Linked DNA regions of Homo sapiens: regions 1 and 2 are each linked to region 3. Evidence: chromatin contacts called from ENCODE Hi-C or POLR2A ChIA-PET data. All regions are on one chromosome and are shown on one strand. The core of a region is the stretch at or near the end of the contact, and the rest is flanking DNA. Distances in the headings are between cores, read along the strand shown.

What was found. Hi-C counts contacts between places; a loop is a spot of excess contacts on that map. ChIA-PET counts read pairs that join two places held with the same protein, here RNA polymerase II (POLR2A). Pooled maps may share reads with other maps.
Region 1: a loop to region 3 is called in a pooled map, with 9 times the contacts of the local background. The contact joins two enhancer-like sites. A Hi-C loop is called at or near these places in 3 of 37 single-sample maps with no recorded cell type and 4 of 50 pooled maps. POLR2A ChIA-PET finds 5 or more read pairs at or near these places in 1 of 52 experiments (activated T-cell).
Region 2: a loop to region 3 is called in a map of HCT116, with 4 times the contacts of the local background. The contact joins the promoter of LINC01775 here to the enhancer-like site in region 3. A Hi-C loop is called at or near these places in 2 of 168 maps with a recorded cell type or tissue (HCT116 and naive thymus-derived CD4-positive, alpha-beta T cell), 17 of 37 single-sample maps with no recorded cell type and 13 of 50 pooled maps. POLR2A ChIA-PET finds 5 or more read pairs at or near these places in 12 of 52 experiments (A549, AG04449, AG04450 and 9 more).

The regions. Positions count from the first base shown.
Region 1 is chr19:2,560,606-2,563,305 of GRCh38, forward strand. All of the region lies in intron 2 of GNG7 (G protein subunit gamma 7), which reads right to left. Among named protein-coding and RNA genes, the nearest start is that of MIR7850, 69 kb to the right of the region's middle. RefSeq lists an enhancer at 2,030-2,119. Within about 2 kb of position 1,391, at least 7 of the 41 ENCODE cell types and tissues checked have a DNase peak (open chromatin) inside an H3K27ac peak, as active enhancers do.
Region 2 is chr19:2,460,869-2,463,568 of GRCh38, forward strand. It overlaps LINC01775 (long intergenic non-protein coding RNA 1775), which reads right to left and starts at 1,317. Exons shown (of 2, transcript NR_134931.1): 1 at 1,113-1,317. RefSeq lists a silencer at 1,504-1,573.
Region 3 is chr19:2,170,126-2,172,860 of GRCh38, forward strand. All of the region lies in intron 1 of DOT1L (DOT1 like histone lysine methyltransferase), which reads left to right. Among named protein-coding and RNA genes, the nearest start is that of DOT1L, 7.6 kb to the left of the region's middle. RefSeq lists enhancers at 921-1,515, 1,061-1,430, 1,516-2,110. Within about 2 kb of position 1,391, at least 15 of the 41 ENCODE cell types and tissues checked have a DNase peak (open chromatin) inside an H3K27ac peak, as active enhancers do; they include GM12878, where a contact is called at or near this core.

The DNA of each region.
Region 1 (2,700 bases), core at 141-2,640, 390 kb after region 3:
CTCCAGAGAAGGATCCAGCCCCGATGTCCACAGGGCCTGGGGGGACCCTGAATTCATTATTTGGAAAAAAGCTGGGCGCGGTGGCTCACGCCTGTCATCCCAGCACTTTGGGAGGCCGAGGTGGGTGGATCACTTGATGTCAGGAGTTCGAGACCAGCCTGACCAACATGGGTAGACCCCGTCTCTACTAAAAATACAAAAATTAGCCAGGCGTGGTGGTGGGTGCCTGTAATCCCAGGTACTCAGGAGGCTGAGGCAGGAGAACTGCCTGAACCTGGGAGGCGGATGTTGCAGTGAGCCGAGATCGTACCATTGCACTCCAGCCTGGGCGACAGAAGGAGACTGTTTCAAAAAAAAAAAAAAAAAAATTATTTGGGAAAACAGTTGAATGCAATTTCTGCTCACAGTAGGCATCAGAATAAGCTCCCGATGGGGCAGACGGTGTGTAAACCAGAGGGATCCCAGCTCCTGGGACTCACCTCCTCTCTCCCTCCCCCATTCAAGGTGTGGATTGCAATGTGTGCAGCCTCCTGGGACCTCAGCAGGGCAGAGGATCATGGGACGCAGAGTCTCTTGGGGGTCCGTGGAATCCCATAACCCAGGGGGGCTCAACCAGGATGATTCTGCTCCCAGGGGATGCTGGGCCATGTCTGGGGACATCTGTGGCTGTCACGACTGGGGGTGCTCCTGGAATGGAGTGGGTGGAGGCCAGGGACGCTGTTCAGCACCCTGCAGTGCCCAGGTTGGCCCAACCCCAGAGAATGACCCAGGCCCCAATATCCACGGTGCCCTGGGGAGACCCTGGTTAGGTCCTGTCACAGTTTTGGTGTCAGCACCACTGCCCTTCTGTGCCCAGGAGGGGCCCTGTCCTCCCCTTGTCCCTTCCTCTCTGCACCCTGGCCTGGGTCTTTGACCCTCCCAGCTCTTAGCACTCTTGGACACACAATCCCCACAAGAGCCTCTCTCAGAAAGATAGAAATGACACTGGTTGGCCGGGCGCAGTGGCTCATTCCTGTAATCCCAGCACTTTGGGAGGCCGAGGCGGGTGGATCACCTGAAGTAGGAGTTCAAGACCAGTCTGCCCAACATGGTGAAACTCCGTCTCTACTAAAAAAAAAAAAAAAAATTAGCTGGGCATAGCGGCAGGCGCCTGTGATCCCAGCTACTCGGGAGGCTGAGGCAGGAGAATCGCTTGAACCTGGGAGGCAGAGGTTGCAGTGAGCCGAGATTGCACCATTGCACTCCAGCCTGGGTGACAAGAGCAAAACTCTGTCTAAAAAAAAAGAAATGACACTGGCTTCTTTCTCTTCTTTGCACTCTGAAAAGCACCTGAGAGCAAAGTGCCCAGCAGAGGCAGCTGCCCCGGGGCGACCCGAGAAACAGGAAACCCTGTTTCTGAGCTTCGCAGGCTCTTCTGGGAGACCAGCGGGTAATCCCCTTCCTCCGACATTTCTCTGAGAAGTCTCTCTGCGTTCTGCTTCTCAGAAAGAAACCAGGGTCCGGGGCAGGCATTCACGCCCTCCACCCACTCAGGGGTTTGCAGTAACACCCTTGGGATCTGCAGGTTCACACAGAGCCAGAGCCGTGAGTCACCGCAGCCCCGGAGCTGCCGGGGTCCCCACCTGCTCAGCCCCAGGAACACACATCTACAGCGGGTTCCTTTTTCTTTTCTTTCTTTTTCTTTCTTTTTTTTTTTGAGACAGAGTCTGGCTCTGTCGCCCAGGCTGGAGTGCAGTGGCGCGATCTCGGCTCACTGCAACCTCCGCCTCCCAGGTTCAAGTGATTCTCCTGCCTCAGCCTCCCAAAGTGCCGGGATTACAGGCGTGAGCCACCGCGCCCCGCTCCTTTTCCTTTTCTTTTAAATGATTAATACTCATGATTTCTGTTCAGCTGAAAGCTACACTCACTTTCAATACCTACAACAGGGTTTTTCCCCCCGGGCACTGTGGACACTGGGGCCAGATCCTTCTCTGGGGTGGGGCCATCCTGGGCACTGCAGGGTGCTGAGCAGTGTCCCTGACCTCCACACACTCCATGCCAGCAGCAGGTGCCCCCAGACATTTACTGAGTGTACCCTGGTCAGGGGGGACAGGATCGCTCCCAGCGTACACTGGAATCTTAGGGGATTCCACAGACCCCCAAGAGACTCTGCGTCCATAATCCTCTGCCCTGCTGAGTTCCCAGAAGGCTGCACACATTGAAATCCACACTCTGAGTGGGGAGGGAGAGAGGATGTGAGTCCCAGGAGCTGCAGTCCCTCTGGTTTACACCATCGGCCCCATCGGGAGTTTATTCTGGTGTCCAGTGTGAGCAAGGGACAGATTCAATCTTTTTCTTTTTCTTTTTTTTTGTTTTTTGAGACAGAGTCTCGCTCTGTCGCCCAGGCTGGAGTGCAGTGGCGTGATCTCGGCTCACTGCAAGCTCCTCCTCCCGGGTTCACGCCATTCTCCTGCCTCAGCCTCCCAAGTAGCTGGGACTACAGGCGCCCACCACCACGCCCAGCTAATTTTTTTTTTGTACTTTTAGTAAAGACGGGGTTTCACCGTGTTAGCCAGGATGGTCTCGATCTCCTGACCTCGCGATCCACCTGCCTCAGCCTCCCAAAGTGCTGGGATTACAGGTGTGAGCCACTGCGTCCGGCCCAGTATTTTTCAAATAATGAACACAGGTCTCTCCCGTTCTGTACTCTGGACATTGGGC
Region 2 (2,700 bases), core at 67-2,566, 290 kb after region 3:
GAGGCCGAGTCAAGGAGATGGCTTAAGCCCAGGAGGTGGAGGCTGCAGTGAGCTATGATTGCACCATTTCACTCCAGCCTGGATGACAGCGCAAGACTCTCTCTCTCTTTTTTTTTTTTTTTGGCAGGGGGGACAGGGTCTCACCCTGTCACCCAGATTGCAGTGCAGTGGCTTGATCTCGGCTTACTACAACCTCCACCTCCCAGGGTCAAGTGATTCTCCTGCCTCAGCCTCCCGAGTAGCTGGGATTACAGGCGTGCGCCACTACGGCCCAGCTAATTTTTGCTAGAGACGGGGTTTCACCATGTTGGCCAGGCTGGTCTTGAACTCCTGACCTCAAATGATCCGCCCACCTCGGCCCTGCAAAGTGCTGGGATTACAGGCGTGAGACACCGTGCCCAGCTGCAAGACTCTTTCTCAAAACAAACAACAAATAAACCAGCCAGGCAAGAGGGAGCTAAGCAGTGACTGCGTATTTAGAGGACTGATACTGTTTTCCTTCCTCATAAAGGGAGGAATATAAAATATAAAGACAGATGGTAAAGCACAATGGGAAATAAATAATACTACAGGAGGCGGGGCCAGAGGGGAGAAGGATGATTGAGGTTTGGGTGGGAAATGGGGTCACTTTTTTTTTTTTTTGAGACAGAGTCTTGCTCTGTAGCCCAGGCTGAAGTGCACGATCTCAGCTCTCTGCAACCTCCGCCTCCTGGGTTCTTGTGATTCTCCTGCCTGAGCCTCCTGAGTAGCTGGGACTACAGGCATGTGCCACAACGCCCGGCTAATTTTTGTGTTTTTAGTAGAGACGGGGTTTCACCATGTTGGACCAGGCTGGTCTCGAACTCCTGATCTCAGGTGATCTGCCAGCCTCGGCCTCCCAAAGTGCTGGGATTACTGGTATGAGCCACCACGCCCGGCCGGGTCACTTTTCCTATTCTCCACCCTCAGACTGATCTGAAACCGCCCCCCCGCTCCGCATCAACTTCTCACTGACCACCGGCCTTGGCCACTGGCTGACCAGATCCCCCAACTAGCCCCTTACTGGAGGCCCTGCGGGGTCCCGCCCCCAACCCCATCGCGCTGCCCCTCTGGGCACTTCCATCCCCACATACCCCCATACCCAGCCTTTGCCCGTGCTGTTCCATCCGCCAGGAGCGCCGTTTCCTGCCTGACTGCGCGGCCCTGGGCCTCAGTCTTGCGCTCTGCAAACCGGGGTCTCGAATCTACCCCAGCCCTCCTGTCTCGGCGCTGGGGAGGGGCTTCGGGTGCCCAGAGCCATCCCCGCGGGACCCCCAGGGACTGGACTCCAAGTCCCAGAAAGCCCCGCGCTTCCCGTGGGTGGGGCCCGGGGCTTTCCCCCTCCCAGCGCGCAGTTTGGGAGGCGCTGGGCAATTTTCAAATTTTGGCGCCGAACGGGAGGGGCGGTGACAGCTGAGACCGTGGTCCCCCCGGGGGCACCCACGCCCAGGCTGCTGCTGGCAGCTGCGCCCAGAGCCCGAGGTCTGGGGCATCCCGCAAAGCTGCCCCGTCCATTCCGAGGGGCCTCCCAAGGCACCACACGCGCCAGGGGGCTCCGGGCCCATTTCCATTATGGAAAACTGAGGCACAGGAAGGTTAGGGACCGGTCGGGGAATCCGCACCAGGGGCGTAGCGGAGGCGGGATTCGAACGCGGGACCCTCTTTCCCCCGGGAGCTAGAAATTAGTGACCAATTGGCTGGGCGCGGTGGCTCACGCCTGTAATCCCAACTTTGGGAGTCCGAGGCGGGCGGATCACCTGAGGTCAGGAGTGCGAGACCAGAATGACCACCATGGCGAAACCCCGTCTCCACTTAAAAAAAAAAAAAAAAAAATTAGCCGGGCGTGGTGGCAGGCGCCTGTGACCCCAGCTACTCGGAAGGCTGAGGCAGGAGAATCGCTTGAACCCAGGAGGCGGAGGTTGCAGTGAGCCAAGATCGCGCCATTGCACTCCAGCCCGGGCTACAAAAGCGAACCTTCGTCTGAAAAAAAAAAAAAGAAAAGAAAAGAAAAGAAAGTTAGTGACCAACTGCTGTCTGCTTTTGGGGAGAGGGTACGGGGCCGCGGGAGAGAAATCCCGGACCCTGGGACTATGCAGCCCGTGAGGGCCCCAGTCCCGACCCGTCCATTCCACTGACCTCCACCCGGCACCGCCACTCCCACCCGGGGAGTGGATTTTGGCGCCAGATTTTAAAAATCTCAGCCTAACGGCTGTGGCTGGCTCCCAGCCCGGAATGCGAGCCTGGAGCCCGGATTCCGGAACCTGGATCTGGAGGAGCCCGGATTCCAGAGCCTGGTTCTGAGGGAGCTCGGATTCCGGAGCCTGGATCTCGGGGAGCCCGGATTCCGGAACCTGGATCTGAGGGAGCTCGGATTCCGGAGCCTGGATCTCCAGGAGCCCGGATTCCGGAACCTGGATCTCAGGGAGCCCGGATTCGGAGCTTGGGTCTGAGGGAGCTCGGATTCTGAAGCCTGGATCTCGGGGAGCCTGAATTCTGGAGCCTGGATTCTGGGCTGTGGGTCTTGGGAAGCCGAATTCTGGAACATAGATTCCAGAACTTGAAGGCCAAACCTGGTATCTAAGATCAGAATTCAGGACCCTGGAGTTGGAACCTTGTGACCCCAACAGAAATCCGGGAGGCAAGCAGAGCTCTGGGGCCGTGGCTGGCAGCTGCCTGTTAAAT
Region 3 (2,735 bases), core at 141-2,640:
TCTGTCTCAAACAAACAGACAAAATTAGATAAAGGAAAAAAGAATTTTTGTTCAAGTAATATTGGCCATTGATGGCTGCAAATCACTCTTGGTGTTACAGATTCCAGGAACAGGAAGATAGTGTCCGAGACCAGGATGCAGGAACAGATAGATGCCTTTCCACGCTTGCCCCTGGTGTGGTTGGGAGGCGTGACTGAAATCCTTGCTCTTGTCTCTCTGGACCTGATGCATTTTGCATGCCTCACTGGGCACGGACTGCTTGGAGCTGTTTTTATCTTCCAGCAGTGTGAGGTGTAGGAAGGACCCAACACGGTTCCTCCTGTGCTCTCCGCAGTCAACACAGAGGAGTTGCGGAACCAGATACGGGTACCCGGGGATTCATCAGTTCTGTGTTTCCTACTGGGCAGCCCCGATTCAACTCACTTCCAGCATGTCTACCTCGACACAGGCTCAGATCCCACGGGGTAAGGGCTCAGTCCCCAAGACTCCCCCACTTTCCATGCCAGTTAGAGGCCTCACGTTGTGACCTGTGCTTCTGAGTGACCGGTCGGCTGTAAATCCAGGTTCCCGTCACCCTTACCTCGGCTTGATTACATTGCCTCAGTGGCTCACAGAACTCCCGAGAAACACTTAGGTCCTTTGGTTAATGATAAAGGACGATCTGTGGGATGCCCATGAATACTGAGAAATGGATCCTCAGGGCAAGGCATGGGGGAAGGGCCCACTCCCTCCAGGAGTCTCCCGGAACGTGTGTCTCCCGGGACCTGTCCCCCTCCAGGAGTCTCCTGGAACCTGTCCCCCTCCAAGAGTCTCCCAGAACCTGTCCTTTAGAGTGTTGTTTCTCTCATTATTTTTGGGATAGGGTCTTGCTTTGTCACCCAGGCTGGAGTGCAGTGGCTCGATATCTGCTGACTGCATTCTCCGCCTCCCAGGCTGAAAGGATTCTCTTCCTTCAGCCTCCTGAGTAGCTGGGATTACAGGCATGAGCCACCACGCCTGGCTAAATTTTGTATTTTTTGGTGGGGCCTTGCTGTGTTGCCCCAGGCTAGTGGTAACTTTGATAAGCTTTGGGCCTCAGCCTCAGGCTGTGTGGTGGGGTCTAAGGTACAGCAGGGGCCCCAGAGGAGTCCTCCAGGGGAAGGACTGCGAGAATGCTGTGGCACTGGCAGAGCCTTTTACCTGGAGGATCCCTGCATTGAGCCCTTCTGGTCCCGAATTGTACTGAGCCCTCTTCTTCCTGCCTGTAGGCTGAAAGAATGAATTCCTGGCCCTGGAAGGTTCAAACAGCAGTTCTCAGGGGTGGAGGTGGCTCTGCCCCCAGGGGACACCTGGTGGCGTCTAGAGACCTTTGCGGTTGTCACCACCGGGGTGGGGGAAGCCCAAGGATGCTGCTCATCACTCACAGAGCTTGGGGCAGCCCCACCACCGAGGGCGGGCCAGGAGACGCCAAGAGCTGTGCCTTTCATCGCCTGGGGTCCCGGGCACCGACCGCCGCCGGGTGTCGCTCCGTGTTCGTGTACATGCCTTCTCCTGGGGGTAGCCCTGCTTTTATTTCCTGAGTGCTTCCTGGGACCATGCATGTCCGGCAGGCCCTGGCCAAGATCCAGGCTTGCTGCGTGCAGTCCCCGCCCACTGTGTCCCCCTGAGGGAAGGACCTGAGGTGAAGTTAGCGTAATGGGAGTGTATTTGGGCCTCGTTTGCGGGCTGCAGCTCTGGAGACACAGATTCAAGTGCCCAGAATGTATGCGCGGCAGTTACAAGTGGGGCTTCCTGGAGAAAAGAAGGGGCGGCTTTTGCATTGGAATCACAGAAGTGATTGCCCGGCTCCACGTCCTTCCTGGTATCTCAGACTCCAGGGACGTGAAGATAACAGATGGTCACATTGTGCAAATAGTGATAACCTTGTAGGTAATTCATCAGCTAGTGTGGAAACCCCAGGGGAGGAAAGAAGGCCCTGGGAGGGAGTGACTGAAACTCACTTGGAGGCTCTCTGGGCCTGTGGAGTTCTGCACAGCATGCAGCTCCCACTCCTCGGACGCACTTTTCTTTTTTGTTTTCTTTTCTTTCCTTTTTTTTTTTTTTGAGACGGAGTCTCGCTCTGTGGCCCAGGCTGGAGTGCAGTGGCGCGATCTCTGCTCACTGCAAGCTCCGCCTTCAGGGTTCAAGTGATTCCCCTGCCTCAGCCTCCCGAGTAGCTGGGACTACAGGCGCCCGCCGCCACGCCCAGCTAATTTTTTGTATTTTTAGCAGAGATGGGGTTTCACCATGTTAGCCAGGATGGTCTCGATCTCCTGACCTCATGATCCACCCGCCTTGGGCTCCCAAAGTGCTGGGATCACAGGTGTGAGCCACCGTGCCCGGCCAGCCACTTTTCTTTCTTTCTTTTTTTTTTTTTGAAGACAGAGTCTCACTCTTTTTACTCAGGCTGGAGTGCAGTGGCGCCATCTCGGCTTACTGAAACCTCCGCCTCCTGGGTTCAAGCCATTCTCCTGCCTCAGCCTCCCGAGTAGCTGGGATTACAGATGTGTGCCACCAGGCCCAGCTAGTTTTTGTATTTTTAGTGGAGACGGGGTTTCACCATGTTAATCAGGCTGGTCTCAAACTCCTGACCTCGTGGTCTGCCTGCCCTGCCTCCCAAAGTGCTGGGATTACAGGCGTGAGCCACTGCGCCTGGCAATATTTTTCCTCTTTTTTTTGAAATAACATCCTTGTTGTGACAGTTCACGTATCATAAA